2 separate regions of the Homo sapiens genome follow, and region 1 is linked to region 2. A link is a loop called in an ENCODE intact Hi-C map of the cell type or tissue named here. Cell type or tissue: mammary epithelial cell. All regions are shown on one strand. Each heading gives the region's core, and the rest is flanking DNA. Links, peaks and the distances in the headings are about the cores only.

The links. Hi-C counts contacts between places; a loop is a spot of excess contacts. Peaks named below come from ENCODE experiments on the same cell type or tissue, not always from the same donor. Only the 100,000 strongest peaks of a DNase experiment are listed, where the experiment ranks them.
Region 1: a loop joins it to region 2, with 2.5 times the contacts of the local background. A loop is called at or near these places in 32 of 110 quality-filtered maps.

The regions. Positions count from the first base shown.
Region 1 is chr5:158,880,655-158,888,224 of GRCh38, forward strand. All of the region lies in intron 6 of EBF1 (EBF transcription factor 1), which reads right to left. Among named protein-coding and RNA genes, the nearest start is that of EBF1, 220 kb to the right of the region's middle. RefSeq lists an enhancer at 768-947. In mammary epithelial cell, for the core only: no CTCF peak of the experiment used is centred there; no DNase peak of the experiment used is centred there; H3K27me3 peaks cover 496 bases.
Region 2 is chr5:159,104,125-159,111,694 of GRCh38, forward strand. All of the region lies in intron 1 of LINC02202 (long intergenic non-protein coding RNA 2202), which reads left to right. LOC107986467 (a long non-coding RNA gene) reads left to right here and starts at 895. Exons shown (of 2, transcript XR_001742942.1): 1 at 895-972; 2 at 2,743-3,315. RefSeq lists an enhancer at 1-813. In mammary epithelial cell, for the core only: a CTCF peak has its summit at 2,862 (motif pointing left); no DNase peak of the experiment used is centred there; H3K4me3 peaks cover 224 bases; H3K27me3 peaks cover 1,457 bases.

The DNA.
Region 1 (7,570 bases), core at 1,419-6,418, 220 kb before region 2:
CGGCCAACAGATGGCAGCTGAAGCAAATCGCTTGCCGATTTAAATAAGAACGGTGTTCGGTTCAGTTGTGCACATTTTTCTAGACAGAAGTTGACTGCTAAATGAAATCAACTTCAGAGCCCAGTTGTTTGTAGTGTGAAGGGGAAATTACAAAAAACAAAAATGCCTTCTTTGTTCCTGGAACCCGGGGTGATTCACAAGCACGGACATCCCCTGGTCTTCTGATTTTAAATCACTAAGGTGGAAATGTCATTCACCCAGGAGGTTATTGATTAAAATAAAGAGCAGGAATGTTTTCTGCATGAACCTCACTTCTGCTGGCAATGTTACATCACTTACAGACTGCAAAGAAGAAGAAGAGGGGAAAAAAAAACACAGTAAAGAGAGGAAGGTTCAGAACAGTCACAGACTGGGAATAAATAACACAAAGAAACTCTGGGGCCTGAGGACAGAAGCAGAGGTTGGCATTATTTTACATTAGAAACACTTCGTATTCAAAACGGTAATTGATAGCAGAGAAGTGTTGGGGGAAAGAGCCACTCGCGTTCAGGCAGGCTGCCCTGCCAATCAAACTCAACCTTTCTTTGAATGAATAAAAGCTTCATTGCCCTATTATGCTGATACAGTCAGACAGGACTAAAGTAGCCTGTTTGTCAAGTTTATGTGAACTGCCCCAAGCTACTTAGATTCTGACGCTTAAATAATCCCCTCAAAATCACCCGTGATTCTGGATACAGTTCTCTTTTTTAGCAACGCAGTGTAAATTTTACCCTGGACTTGCCTGCCCCTGGCTACAGATGGGCAAGAGGGGGCCATACCTCCTCCTCTGTGTTAGTACAAGGAGGGCATTTGGCTGTCTTTTGTTTACGATCTGCTGCGGTGCTGAAGTGCTCTGCACACAGGTCTGTATGTGCTGCGGGCTGTCTGAAGCCTGCAGACATTCACCAGATTCTATATTCCCAGCTCTATGGGAAGTCAGCATAGAGAAGTCTCCACATCACCTCTCTTGTCATCAGGGATATGGGCTAAATAGCACCAAACCTTGCTTGCAACCAAGTGATCAATGAAAACTGAAGAGCCTGGGGGATGTTTGCTTCCTTGGTCCCAATCCTTGTCTGCTTCCAGCAGCAAATCAGTGATTTGGGCTCAGGGAGGACTGGAAGGTTACACTGCACCCCAACCAGCAATGCAGGGATTCTCAGGAGTGACTTCAGGCCCTGGGGGCAGGAGGGGCTCAGAAGAGCTAAAAATGAATCTGTCCCCCACCTCCCTTCACAGGGCTATGTGTCTTTGACTTCCCTAGTTGCTTCTGCTTAAAAATACATGTGACGAAACTGCTTTGTATTTGCAAAGAAGGAGTTGTGGGTAACAATGAACATGCAATTGGGCTGGAAATAGATTTATCAGGCTTCAAGGATTATTGTTTGCTGAGAGATGGTACACACATTACTATTTCACAGTTCAGCTATGACATTATTAACCTACTGTGCAAGGATTTTATTGCCAGATTGGTCCATTTATCAAAAATAAGAGAAACTCAAAACCCCATAAGGAAGTTAACATTTCAAGCAGGCTTGGCTTTCACTTAACACCATTAATCTATCTATTTACACAAGAGCAAGAAATGTTCATTTAGTAACGTCTCTCCATTTGGTATAAAAGCAGCAAGTCGGTACTGGATGCAAGCATGCGAATGTCATGCTCATTGTCACAGGAAAAATGAGTGTTTTCTCCTTAAAATGAGTTGGCATCCCCAGAGCCTGCCACGTATTCTGGGCTGCAATATGCTAGATGCCAGGTACTCAACCAGCAAAGGGATAATCCAAGTCCTGGAACATTTACAGACCCAAGCTAGAAAGATAGGTGTTGGAGAAAGGTATACAGAAATTAGGAGACTTTCCTAATTATTTTGTGACAATACAAGATAAAAATATGCAAAGTTTCTCGAAGGAAAAATAACTGTGTCCAACCTTATCACAACAATGAGTCCTTAAAATAAAAAAGGATAGGAAAGTAATGGTCAACAACTCAGTAATTCCAAGATGCAAGTGATTTGGGACTGGAAAGATGGTAGTCTTTTAACATATCTTCTCCAATAGGAGGTTTCGATAGCACAGGGATATTCATGGAGCAATACATGTTGCTGTGTTACACACCATCGAGCACCTCGCACTGCAGGTGCACCCCAAGACGGTGCAGAGCCCCGCTGTTCATGTGTGAATCTGCATGACTGTGTTAGGAATTTATTTATCTGTGGGTAAAGACACAGGCCTTGAAAGAAAGAAAAAGGGGGTGAATCATTCCATTTCTATTTGTTAACCTCTCTTGTGTTTCTTCCTTCATTCCTCTTGTTTTACTATTTCTTTATGGAAGAGGAGACAATCCCCAAGCCCATAAAATGCCTGCAGCCATTTTGATCCTATCAGTCTTTTTTCTTCAAAATATGTATGTAATGTTAAAAAAAAAAGTGAAGGGAAGCTGTCACCAGAGAGAGGTACATTCATTTTTGAAATGTGTGTATCTGTGTCTGTGTGTATATACATGTATGCATAGATACAAATGTTTGTGTATATACACACATAATACACATAAAACATGAATGTCCCTTTTTCTGGCGACAGCTTTTCTTCACTTTACAGGAACATATATATACATACATACATGTGTATATATATACACACACATACATGCATGTATATATATATATACACATACATACATGTATATATATACATACATACATGTGTGTATATATATACATACATACGTATATATATATATACACATACACATATCAGTATAAAGAAACGCATACCCAGGTGATGCAGAGAGTTAATAACACATTCAGCATGCCCCACCGTGCACTCCCTACTAAAAGGCACTGTGCTCGCTTGAGTGCTAAGTGCTCCAGAGATGGTAGCCTTGAATCAGCACCAGGAACTATGCTGAGGATATTACAAACATTACCATCTCCAAGTCTCACAATCCTATGAGAGTAGTTAGCCCCGTTTTACAAGTAGGGAAGTTAAGGCTTTGGCAGGTTACGCAGCTTACTCAATTCACAGCTGATAAGCCACTGAGCCTGGGTTCCACCAGATGCCAAAGCCTGTGTGTCTCCTTCCCTACTGTTCAAAGCATTTTACTCTGGCACTGTGTGAAGAACCAAGGAAGATACGAAGATAAAAAAGCGGTCCTTGCCCTGGAGGAGCTCACAGTCTATTATAAGAGCCATATATACTACTAACAAGGCAGAAACTAACAAACCTCCCAGCACAGCAAAAAGTTAGGAAGCACATAGCAAACTCAGCACTGCCTTGGGAACCGAGATGTCTTCAGGGAAGCTGCGCACTCCAACACACACAGCAACTTTTCTCTAGTATGAACCTGTTACAGCAGGTACACAAACACCCTGCACCCTGTAAAGTTTCTGGCACAATACTATTATTTGCTAACATTTTTCTATCCTGACAGCTTAAGTCACTGTTGTCATATTTTCAGAGACTTATTTTGGTTCAAAGAACAGAATAGCTGCTGTGACACTAAATCAAGTGTCATCCATTTCAATTTGATCAGAATCATCTTAGCAAAATACAGTAAGTGAGGCATAGTGGAATAAATGAGGAGGTGAAAGTCAGAGAGATCTCGGTTTATTCCTGACTCTAACAAGTACTTGATTATACCCTCTTTTGTAGATGAGAAATATGAATCTAGGGAGTTCTGTGAACACTTTAATACACCTCTCAAATTCTTTTAATCTCACTTTTCTCATCTGTAAAATGAAAATAATACATTCAATAAGCATCTATTTAGCACTAATTACTTGCCAAGCACCATGCTCACTGCTGAAGACATAAAAATGAAAAAAGGTAGGCAAGGTAGCCCTCAGGACAGGGGAAAGTTGAAGAGACAGCTGGAATGCTGTGTGAGAGTGCTTTTAGGTGGAACACAGGGCACAACAGGAAGGTGCAAGAGACACACCCGACTCAGCCTTTGGGGGTATGTCAGAAAAATCATCATGACAGAGTTTAATCCTGAGTGCAATTCTGAAACAGCAGCAAGAACAATACTGATCATCATTATTATACTACTAATATTAAATTAATTGCTTACTCTATGATAGAAAATATCTTACATAATTTATGTCTCTTCATCCATTTGTGCTTATTGACAGGAAAAGTAGGTAGTATTATCCATAATTTAAAATGAGGAATTGAGACACAGAGAAATTAAAATTTACCCAAAGTCACCCAGCTACTGAGAGGGAGATCCAGGATTCAAATGCAGGTGGCCTAACTCTACATTCATACCCAGAGCTTCTGTGCTATTTGTCTCACAAATGGAGAGAAGGGGTGCTCCAGGCAGCAGATGCAGCATGTGCAAAAGCACACCTGCCTGAGGTTAAAGGCCCACTCCTGCAACTGCAGGGAGCTCAGTGTGGTAGGAGGCCAGGTCTATGACTGTTTGGGGATGCAGAGGAAGGAGACATAAGCCCAGGCTGACCACTGAAGACACAGGCAATTTGCTTATGCATCTAAAGTTCATCCAGATGACAATGGGAAGACATGGAAAAGTTTCAGCCAGAAGATGATGTTTTAGAAGCAGCCCTCTGGCTGTCACGTGGAAGACAAATTAAAACGGAGCCACATAAAAGGAAAGGGGAACAGTGAGAAGACAGTCACAGTTGTCAGAGTGGAAAATAAAGAGGACACGAGAAAGAGAAGTGGACGCAGGCAAGAAATGTTAAGTCAGTAATGCGGTCAGGAGTTAATGACAGACTAAATAAGGGTGACACCCTTGCTTTGGGCTGATGGAGCTGCCTGGGTGGTGGTACTATTGGTTCAGTGATATTCAGAGGATCAGTTAATCATGCACACATTGCAGGGGTATTACAAGGAGCAGAAGCAACCCACACAATCATCATCATATCATCAGAGTTTATTGAGCACCTGCTATGGGCCAGGCACTCCACTACCACTTTGTCCACCTCTGCTCATCAAATCCTCAACAATGACTCTGCAGGAAAGATACTGGCTCCATTACAGATATGGAAACAAGGTCCACAATGTCTGGGCAAGTCATTTAAATGTCATCCTACCAAGTGTCAGAATTAGGACTCAAACCTGGGTCTGCCAAGCACCGAAGGCTATGTCAACCATTATTCTCTGCCATGATGTTCTCTGTTGTTTTCAGTTTTCTCTTCCTAGCATAGAAAAATGTCAGAAAATATGTGATCAAATGTAGCAGGTATATTCTGCAAAGTACCTGTTGAAATTGCTTCTCTGCCTCTGCCCTCCCTACAACTTCCCCCAAGTCTCACTCCAAGTACAGTTTGAAGGAGGTTGTTCTAAGGCAGGAGGAGGAAAGGAGCCTGGCCTTGCTGGCAGTGCTGGGTGTGAATGGGAAGGTGTGCCACTCCCTTTGCCCAACTCTTCTGTCCTAATCCTTAGAGGAATCCATCAATTCCTACCTTCCAGATTATCTACAAGGATACAGCTATTGTCTATGCAGCCTGTTAGAAGCAAAGTCATAATTCAAGGCATGCCTGTCATCAAAATGTTGCATTGGAAAAGCTGTGTGGACCAGTGGCTAAACCACAAGTTTTACAAACCCAACAGACGCTCCTTGCATTGGCAAATCAAAAGCTGGTCTGAAGCCAGATGCTCAGTGTCTTCCAGCAATCCTCATCAATAACTGACACATTCCATGCTATTTCTGAAGTATAACATTCCAAGTTAGATAGATAGGCATTTGCTCTGCACTGGTGTTTTCGAGTCCAAAGGATTCACAAATACATTCTTTAGATTAAAGCATTTCTGTACAGATTTGGGGGTAAAAGAGGGTTTTCACCGCATGGAACTCCAATCCCAAACCCTCTGTCTATCTTAAACTAATATAAAGTAAGTCATGTTTCTGTTTCTCTTTCAAAGATTTACTTCTAGCCAGATATTTACATAAGGTAATGCTGCCTACATACTAGGAGATTAACAACATGTACAGCCAGTTTGAGAAAATGCATACTTATTTTAAATTCAAAACACAGATGGGATGATTATTTTCTTTACAAAAGGAGACTTAGGCTGGGCATGGTGGCTCATGCCTGTAATCCCAGCACTTAGGGAGGCCAAGGCAGGCAGACCACCTGAGGTCAGGAGTTCGAGACCAGCTTGGCCAACACGGTCTCTACTACAAATACAAAAACTAGTTGGGTGTGGCGGCGGGCACGTGTAATCCCAGCTACTCAGGAAGCTGAGGCAGGAGAATTGCTTGAACCCAGGAGGTGGAGGTTGCAATGAGCCGAGATCGTGCCATTGCACTCCAGCCTGGGCAACAAGAGAGAAACTCCATCTCAAAAAAAAAGAGAGACTTTATATTAACAGAAGAGGACACCACAGATGTAGAAACCTAGATTCTTCAAAGGCCCCAGTTTCAAATATTCAGTCTTTTTTGGGCACACCAATTGGCAAAAACAAATTGGTACTTAACATTTCTTTTCAATGACTCAGCAAATGAATGGCTTCTGTTCTGTTGTCGTAACTTTTTTAGACATATAGGACCATATGTCTCTATTTTCATTCGAAAAATATGGCCAATAAAACCTAACAGGTACAGAGACATCTGCTGAATTATAACAGCCAAGCCGAAGATACATCTTTTCCTTGTCAATAACTTAGAAATTCTTTGATCCTAAAAATAAACCACAAAGTTTACCATCAACCACCCTAGATTTTAAAAATTGGCTTCAATGTATACGTCCTTTCTTCAGAAACAGCCATTGTAGAAAACAACTGTAATGTTGTTGCAAAATTCTTGGGCCTAGAATTAGTGAGCTTCACGCTAAGGCTCATCTCTGAGATGTCCTGTTTCTCAGAAGCAGTTTTAACTAAATTTCATATTTAATAAATATTAATAATACATACTATTAAATAAAATGTATACATTTTGCCAGACAATTCTTAAGAAAAGCATATGGGCAAGGTACCATTGTGAATGACAACCTTCACGGTCAGGTTCCACCTGCATCCTCAACAAGCTTCTCTGTGATTGGAAGCGTCTTTTATACTCCTCTATTTATTTTCACTTTAACCCAGTATTCTAGAAGTGATTTCTACTCCATTTTCTATTGCCCAGTAAGATTCACTTCAGTGGGAGACTGGGTTATGAAAAAATATATTTAAAGCATTCATGTTTATGATTCAAAGAGTGGGGGGAAAAGCCTTACCTTGAGCTCTGAAAAGTTTGCCAACACATTTCCAGGGTTTAAGGTGAAGAATGATTTCTGTTTTGCCTCAATATGAATTGCAAAATTCAAATGATTAACCTCACCATGGGGCTCTCTGTTTCCAGGGCAAACAGGAGAAAGGACTGTTTCTCTGCTTAAACCTCTAAATCAGTCTGCTTGGAGTAAAGCTGGCAGGTGAGGGCTCGGCAGAAGTCACATCCTTTTCTCATCAAAACCTTACAAATTATTTATTTGATTAGGAAAGAGACGCCACAAAAGGCAACATATATTGACAGTTACCACCACTAAGTTCTTTTTCCGTTTTTCCTAGTTGGTGAAGAAATGAAAGAG
Region 2 (7,570 bases), core at 821-5,820:
GTCCGCCCCCAGGAGGCCAGACTTGGGACCTGTCACTTGGAAAATTCTCTTGATCTCCATTCCCCTTGTGAGGGCGGGCCCACAGAAGGGCAAACCGTCCCGGGACGTGCCCCCTTCCCTCGCCACCTGCCAGGGACAGCTTCGAACGAGGCGGGAGGACAGATGCCTACTTCAGTGTTGGGAAGGGAAAGGGGAAAAGAAAGATGCAAGGACCTAAGCCAAGGCGCAAAGTCCCTCAGATTGCGGCCGCTCCAGAGGAGTCGACCAGCAGCCTGGAGTCGGGGTTGAGGTGGAGAGGAGCAGGGGCCACGGCGTTGCCCGGTGGACGAGAATAGGAGTGGGTGGCGGCCCGGGGACCTGGGAAAGCCGGGACCTGCGCGAAGGCTCGGCTCTGCGGGGCCCCTGAACTGCACCCGGAAGATGGCGCGAGTGGCCGAACACCGTGACACACCGCCAGCCCTCAAAACCGTGGCTCTTTTCCTCGGTGATCTCCATGCGCAGTCCTCGGGGAACGCGTGGGAGTAGCAGGCCAGGGGTCCACTGGAAATCCAGAATCTGATTTCTGTTTCCGATTCCCTACGCTCCAGAGAAGGCCTCCTCTGCTGGCCCAGTATGACCGACACTTCCCGGCTCTGGGAGCGCACCTCCACCTCCCACCCCCCATGGTACATACAGGGAAACTGAGGCCTAGAGAAGGACAAAGACACCCACAGACGGCTAGGAGATAGAGACCAAGCAAACAACACCGCGGGGCTCCGTCCCAGGTTGGGAGCGCTTAGTCTGATACGGCCAGAAGCCTGGGGCAAGGGGTTCCTACAGGTCTTTCTGGGGCGAGCCTGCCAACTCTCTTGGGTTTCCCCCCGGGCGGCCCCAGATAATAATAGATCCCATTTGTTGATGGCTTTACGGGCAGGAACTCACTGAATATCCGCCACAGACCACGGCAGATAAGACCACTCCGGCGTTTTACAGGTGAGCAAACAGAGACCCTGTGAGCGAAGTTGAAAAACTTGTCCACGGCCAACAGCTAATAAAGTCGCCAAGCCAGAATATCGCTAAAGCCTGTCCCCTTAAATATAGAGCCAAACCGTCCACCCAGCTGTGGCGCGAATCTCTTGTCCCCCAACTCTCAAGTGTCCTTTGGCTCTGGAGCTCCTGGGCCCGGGTTCCGCATCCGGGAGGAGAAAGGAGCGAGCGCGCACGGTGCCTCCCGAGGGCAGGGAGCAGAGGAGAGGAAAGGGGAAGACTATGAAACGTCCTAACTAATGCGCGTACTGAATGCGCATTCACGTGGTCAGTTACCGATGTGCTTCTCTCTCTCCTGGCCCGCAGGGACAGAGCGCGCCAGGGACGTGCCAGCCCCGGCCCCGGCTCTGCCACATTTACTATGTGACCTCCTGTCAGTCATTCTCTCTCCCAGTCCTAGATGAGATCTTAGAGCTCACGCAAGCTTGCCTGTTGGAACAGACTAAGTATCTGACTTTGCGGGGATGTTCCTGATGCCCATCGAAGGACAGAAATCTGGACACTTGCGGATGTGCTTTAATGGGGGAGATGCTGATTCTGCCCTGGCGTGACCATAGATAGCTAGAAGCTGAAGTCATTCTGAGTCGGGAGAATACAGTTGGGGGCACTGCCGGAAAGGATCTTTAAGTCCGAGGATGCCCTAGGGCGTGATCATATCCCACCCGGTGGCCCTTGCCCACAGTCCCCTAGTCCACGAGATTGGAATCCGATCTGGGAAGGTCCCTGCTCCCTTGGTAGAAGGAGGCTCTGGGATGGGAGAAGGGAGCTTCTTAGCGATTTGAAAATTAGCATCCCTTCAGTAGCGCAAACCTTATGGAAGAAACCTTGGCCTTAAAACATTCTCAGAGGGGAGACTGGGAGGAACAGGCCTGTTTATTCAGGGGAAAGTTGGAGAAGGGAGGGCGAGTTTAGCAGAAAAGCTCGAGATGCCTGGATAACAAAAAGTTTGCGCTCATACTTCCTTCGAGGGACAATTTGCTGAATATTTACACACCTTTGCGTGCTGCGAGGTCTTTGTTGGCTACTGGGATGCGAGATGTGTATGATGTGAATGTGCAAATATGTTTGCATGTGCGAAAAGTGGCTGCACATTTGTGGGCCAGTGCAGTAAGTGTGTGTTTGTGCCGGTGACAGAGAGCACTTGGCTGAATGTGTGCGTGGGTGCGTAAGGCATTGGTGCACACGGGCGTGAGTGCGCATGTGTATAGTGTGTGCACGTGTCATGTGTAGTGTCTAAGTGAGTGGGCTGTGCATTTGCAAAAGTCCGTGTGTATTGTGCAAGAGCATCGTAAACGTGTGTGAGCCTGAACTCACACGTGGTTTTGTGTGCACGTGTGCGTATGAAATTCAGCAAAAAAAAAAAAAAAAAATCCAAAAAAATCTAGGTCTAGGCAGGGTGCGGACCGAGGGCCCAAGGGCAGGCGTGCAGACCGCTACGACTTTGGCTTTAGGGAGACGCCTTCGGGGCGCAGGGCCCGCCCGAAGACGCGGGTTAGCATACAGCTCAGCTCCAGGCAGGCGATGCGGGTTCCCAATGCGGGCCTACAGATTACGCGGACTGAGCTGGGAACGGTCCCTGCTGGACAGTTCCGTGCTCTTAATCCTTCCTCGCCTACGGTCTCTGATTATTGATGCTTGCCGTGTGTCCTAAAAGGGACCGCTTCCGGTTTATTTGCTTATGTATTTATTATCTTTATCAACGTTATTTTTTGGCAGCTGCCGTGAAGATGCCAAACCCACCAAGACTGCGCTGCCCCACCTCTCCGAGGCTGTCCTGGGAGTGCGGGTGACCCGCGAGCTCCAGAATCTTTCCTTAAGGTGGAGCCACAGCGCCACCTCGCGATCCTCCAGCTTCCCTCCCTCATGGCCACGGAAGGCTGGCCCTTTCTGGTCCAAGCCCCCAGGGTCCCACACTTACTGGTTTTCCATGCACTTTCATTATTTCCCTTTCTCTCTCTTCAATGTTCCCTTATCCTGAGTATTGAGGTCCCCAAACGCGCCTTTCTACCCCACGTTTGGACATAGCCGGAATGTCTACCTCCTTCTCCATCCGGTGAAGCACTGCTCCCCCTAAAATCACCAGCTCAAAAGTCACCTCTATGAAACCTTTTTAGACTTTTCCAACGCAGTCATTCGTGCCTTTCCCTGGTTTCCCTACTGCTCGCATCACATTGGACAGGAAATGCTATTTAAACGTTTTTCTCCTCTCCCTAATCAGGGAGCTCCTCTGAGAGGAGCCATGGCTGTCCTTGCTTATTCAACAATAAAACCTAGTATATATCAAGTGCATACTATGGAGCGTTTAATGCACTGTACTGTGCAAAAACATATTGTCTTATTTCATTTTCCCAGCAAAATCATGAGGAAAGCACGAATATTGTTTCCCATTTTGCAGATGAAGAAACTGAGGTTAGAGAAAATAAGTACCCATCCAAGGTAGCATTGCAGAGCCTCATCCAAGTCAGCCTGTCGGATGCCAGAGCCAACTTTTCTTAACCTCTGACTTGCAGACTTATTCAGCTGTATATCCGTGGGCTTTGTGATAGGAAAAGACACAGAATGAGTACTTGTGTGTTTATGAATAAATGTATCTTTTAAATTATTTCTTCTCCTAGAGAGTTGGGTGTGGGAAGGCACTGCAATTATCAGATACTTTGATTGAAATGTCACCACAATTATTTATCTCTAAAGAGTATTCCTCTGCTAAGTAGCTAGGAGACCTTGGTCAAGTCACTTCATCCTCAGTTTCCTAAGTTCTAAAAGTAGGTTTTCTGTGGAGGATTAAATGAGAAAAAAAAATGTGAATTACATGATATATAGCATTCTAGTCATTGCTCAGTAATTATAATAACTCGAAACTACTGAAACACACACAAAAAAAACAAAACACAAAATTGACTTACCCTAGTCACACAGAATTCCCTGTACCTCTGTATGAAATCATCTTACTGTTATATCTTCATTTTCATCTTAGACATGAATTATATAATAAATATTTTTAGTTTATGGTGGTTAGGGTGTTAATGTTAACCCTGCTCTGTTACAAATATTTAAGGGGTAGTGGGAGAGATATAATCAAACAGTAAACCAGCAAACTTTGCCTCTTGTAATTTCCTCCTGCTTTGTAGATCTTTACCAAGAAAGATTTAAAGAAAGGCTATAAAAGTACTTATTGGCCAGGCACGGTGTCTCACTCCTGTAATCCCAGCACTTTGGGAGTCCGAGGCAGGTGGATAACCTGAGGTCAGGAGTTCGAGACCAGCCTGGCCAATATGGTGAAACCCTGTCTCTACTAAAAATACAAAAAATTAGCCGGGCTTGGTGACGGGTGCCTGCAATCCTAGCTACTTGGGAGGCTGAGGCAGGAGAATCGCTTGAACCCAGGAGGCAGAGGTTGCAGTGAGCCAAGATCGCACCATTGCACTCCACCTGGGCAACAAGAACAAAACTCTGCCTCAAAAAAAAAGAAAAAAGAAAAAGAAAAAGATGCTTATTATTCTGGAAAGTACAAAACTCTATTTTTTAATTTAGGGGAGATTCTGAGCTAGTTTAAGTGTTTCCCTACTTGAAAACATCATTGCTACCAATACATTAAAAGTTTAAAAATATGTGTCTAAGCAAATGATTGTATCCAAATAAAAGAAAACTCAAATAAAATAATGTATTACTACTAATATATTAAAAGTTTAAAAATACATGTCTAAGCAAATGATTGTATCCAAATAAAATAAACAAATGAAGGTTGTCTGAACATATTCTAGACCTTAAGACATTTCCCAAAAAGGTTAAGTTTTAAAGATTTAACATCTCTTTCTAGAGTGACCCATTAAACAAACATTCCTATTGTCAATTAGGTGAAAATGAACTTTTTCCCCTGTTACGGCTATAACTTTCCTACTGTCCAATTATTTTGGAAAGACTGTTGACTAGTATTGTCATGTCATAAACACATGATTTCTCCTCTGAGAAATGAGGCTAATAAAATCCACAAAAGGTATAAACGTGCCTCCACATTTTGCTGGCCCACAGTCCATTTCTAGAAACTTCACTCCAGCCCCAGTTTAATTTACTTTATTGTACTTGCTTCCCATTCTATGCAATTCTCTTGTATAGAGATGAAGAAATGGATTCAGGAAACTCTATAATGTGTTAAGATATTTTATTGTACAGCTGATGGATATTTGGGAATTTGATTCATATTGATGGTGTGAGACACTGGCGTTTTGACAAAGTTGGGGTGTGTTCTGTTTTCCTTTTTTATTCCTATTATGGTGGCCATTAGAGATGTTCACCAAAATTTTGGGTTTTCTTCTTCCAGGTGCATAGAAGGATGGAAGTATTCTGACCCTTCTGCATTTAGCTGTGATCTTGTGATTTGCCCTGGCAAATAATGAATTAGCAGAAGTGACATGTGTCACTTACAGGGGCAGAAGCATGAAGAGCCATAGTGCAATTTACCAAATCCCCTTCCCGGTGGCACAGCTGTTGCTGCCCCCACCAGATGGAGTTTCCATCAGCATCCCACCCCTGGCACAGACGTGTGGAGTGGAGACATCTCCTACACCCATAGACATTTAGCAAGAATGAGAAATAATCCTTTGTTACTGTAAATCCCAGAGATTTTTCTGTACTGCAGTATAACCTAGCCTCTCTGGAAGAATACACTTAGAAAGGAAACTCATCTTTTCTTTTCTTTTGGGGGGCAATTTGAAAATTCTTCTCCTAGAGTGAAAAGTAGACTGCCATGTCTAATTAAATAAAATAATCAGAAAATGAAATCATTCAACTAGAAATCTGAATCTCATTTTCTTAGTCTATTCATACATTTCCCCAGGGTCAAAACATCTGGAACCCTCTGAAATAAGGAGAATAACTAAATTTTACAAATACTTAAAAGGAATCTCAAAATTATTGCTAGACCTCGACAAGAATATTCAGTGGGTCCTTAGTCCACTTGCAGATACATCATGAAGTGAGTTACATAGGTTGTGATTAGAAAATACTTTATTAGCAATTGGCCAGGCACAGTGGCTCACGCCTGTAATCCCAGCACTTTGGGAGGCTGAGGTGTGAGGATCATCTGAGGCCAGGAGTTTGAGACCAGCCTGGCCAACATGACGAAACCCTGTCCCTACTAAAAATACAAAAATTAGCTAGGCGTGGTGGCACACGCCTGTAGTCCCAGCTACTCAGGAGGCTGAGGCAGGAGAATCACTTGAACCCAGAAGGCGGAGGTTGCAGTGAGTCAAGATCATACCACTACACTCCAGCCTGGGTGACAGAGAGACCCATTTCAAAAAAAAAAAGAAAAAAGAAAAAAAGAAAAGGCTTTATTAGCAACTGTATGCAGACATAAAGTAACTTTTCTCTCTGCCTCATGTTCAATTCTATATCAGATTGGCAAAAAGGAAAAATATTTGACTAATCAACTTGAATTTAATAACGTGATCTAGGGCAAGTCATTTAAATTTTCCAGACCTTCTTGTCCTCATGTGGTGTGATGGACTCAATGTTTCTGCCTTGCCCCGCTCCTCTGCCCTGCCAAATTCATATATTGAAACCCAAATGCACAATGTGATGGTATTACTTCCCACAGATAACTAGGAGGTAATTAGGTTAAGATGAGCCATGAGGGTGGGATTAGTGTCCTTAAAAGAAGAGGTAGAGACTAAAGCTAGCAAGCACTCTCCATCTGTCTCTCTCCCTCTCTGTCTCTCCCTGTCATACGAGGACACAACAAGAAGGTAGCTTTCTGCAAGGCAGGAAGAGAACCCTCACCAGAACCTCATCATGTTGGCATCCTGATCTCACACTTCCCAACTTCCAGAATGGTGAGAAATAAATGTTAGTTGCTTAAGCCACCTAGTTTGTGGTATTTTGTTATAGCTGTCTGAGCTGACTAAGACAACTAGAAAATAAGAGTAGACAACATGAACTTCAGGGTACCACTCAGTTCTACTAAGCTAGAATTTTGAGGTATCTGGGTGATAGCAGTTTCAGAGTTGATGCTACAGTATAAAAATCTTCCTGTGTCTCCATCCCCAACACTATTTTGTGAATCTTTTTTCATTTTTTTATACTGATCTCAACTTAAAACAACTGCTTCTTAGGCAAAATAATACTTCTTTCCTTAAGCCTCAAATCTTTTAAACGTGGGAATCTGCTAGAAAAGTGTGCTGTATAGATTTGGGGCCATGTAAAATGCTTTGTCATTTTCTAGCCAAGAGGAGAAATTTGCTTCTATATTGAAGAGCTATTCTCTATAGGTTTCATTATCTGATAACCTAAAGAGTTTTTCTGTGGATTTTCAGGAAACTTTTGTGAGAAAATATTGACTGTGCGATGAGTGCTATAGGGTGAAATCATTACTGTCTATTCTTTATCCTTGGTGTGGCATGATTGACTGCCAAGAATAATATTGTTATAATAATTTCATTTGGATAATAATTTAAATTTGACAAAGAAGTTTCACATGAGTTACTGCCTTGACTTCTCGTAACACACCATGCAACTGACATTTCTGCCCCACTTCACAGAGGAGGAA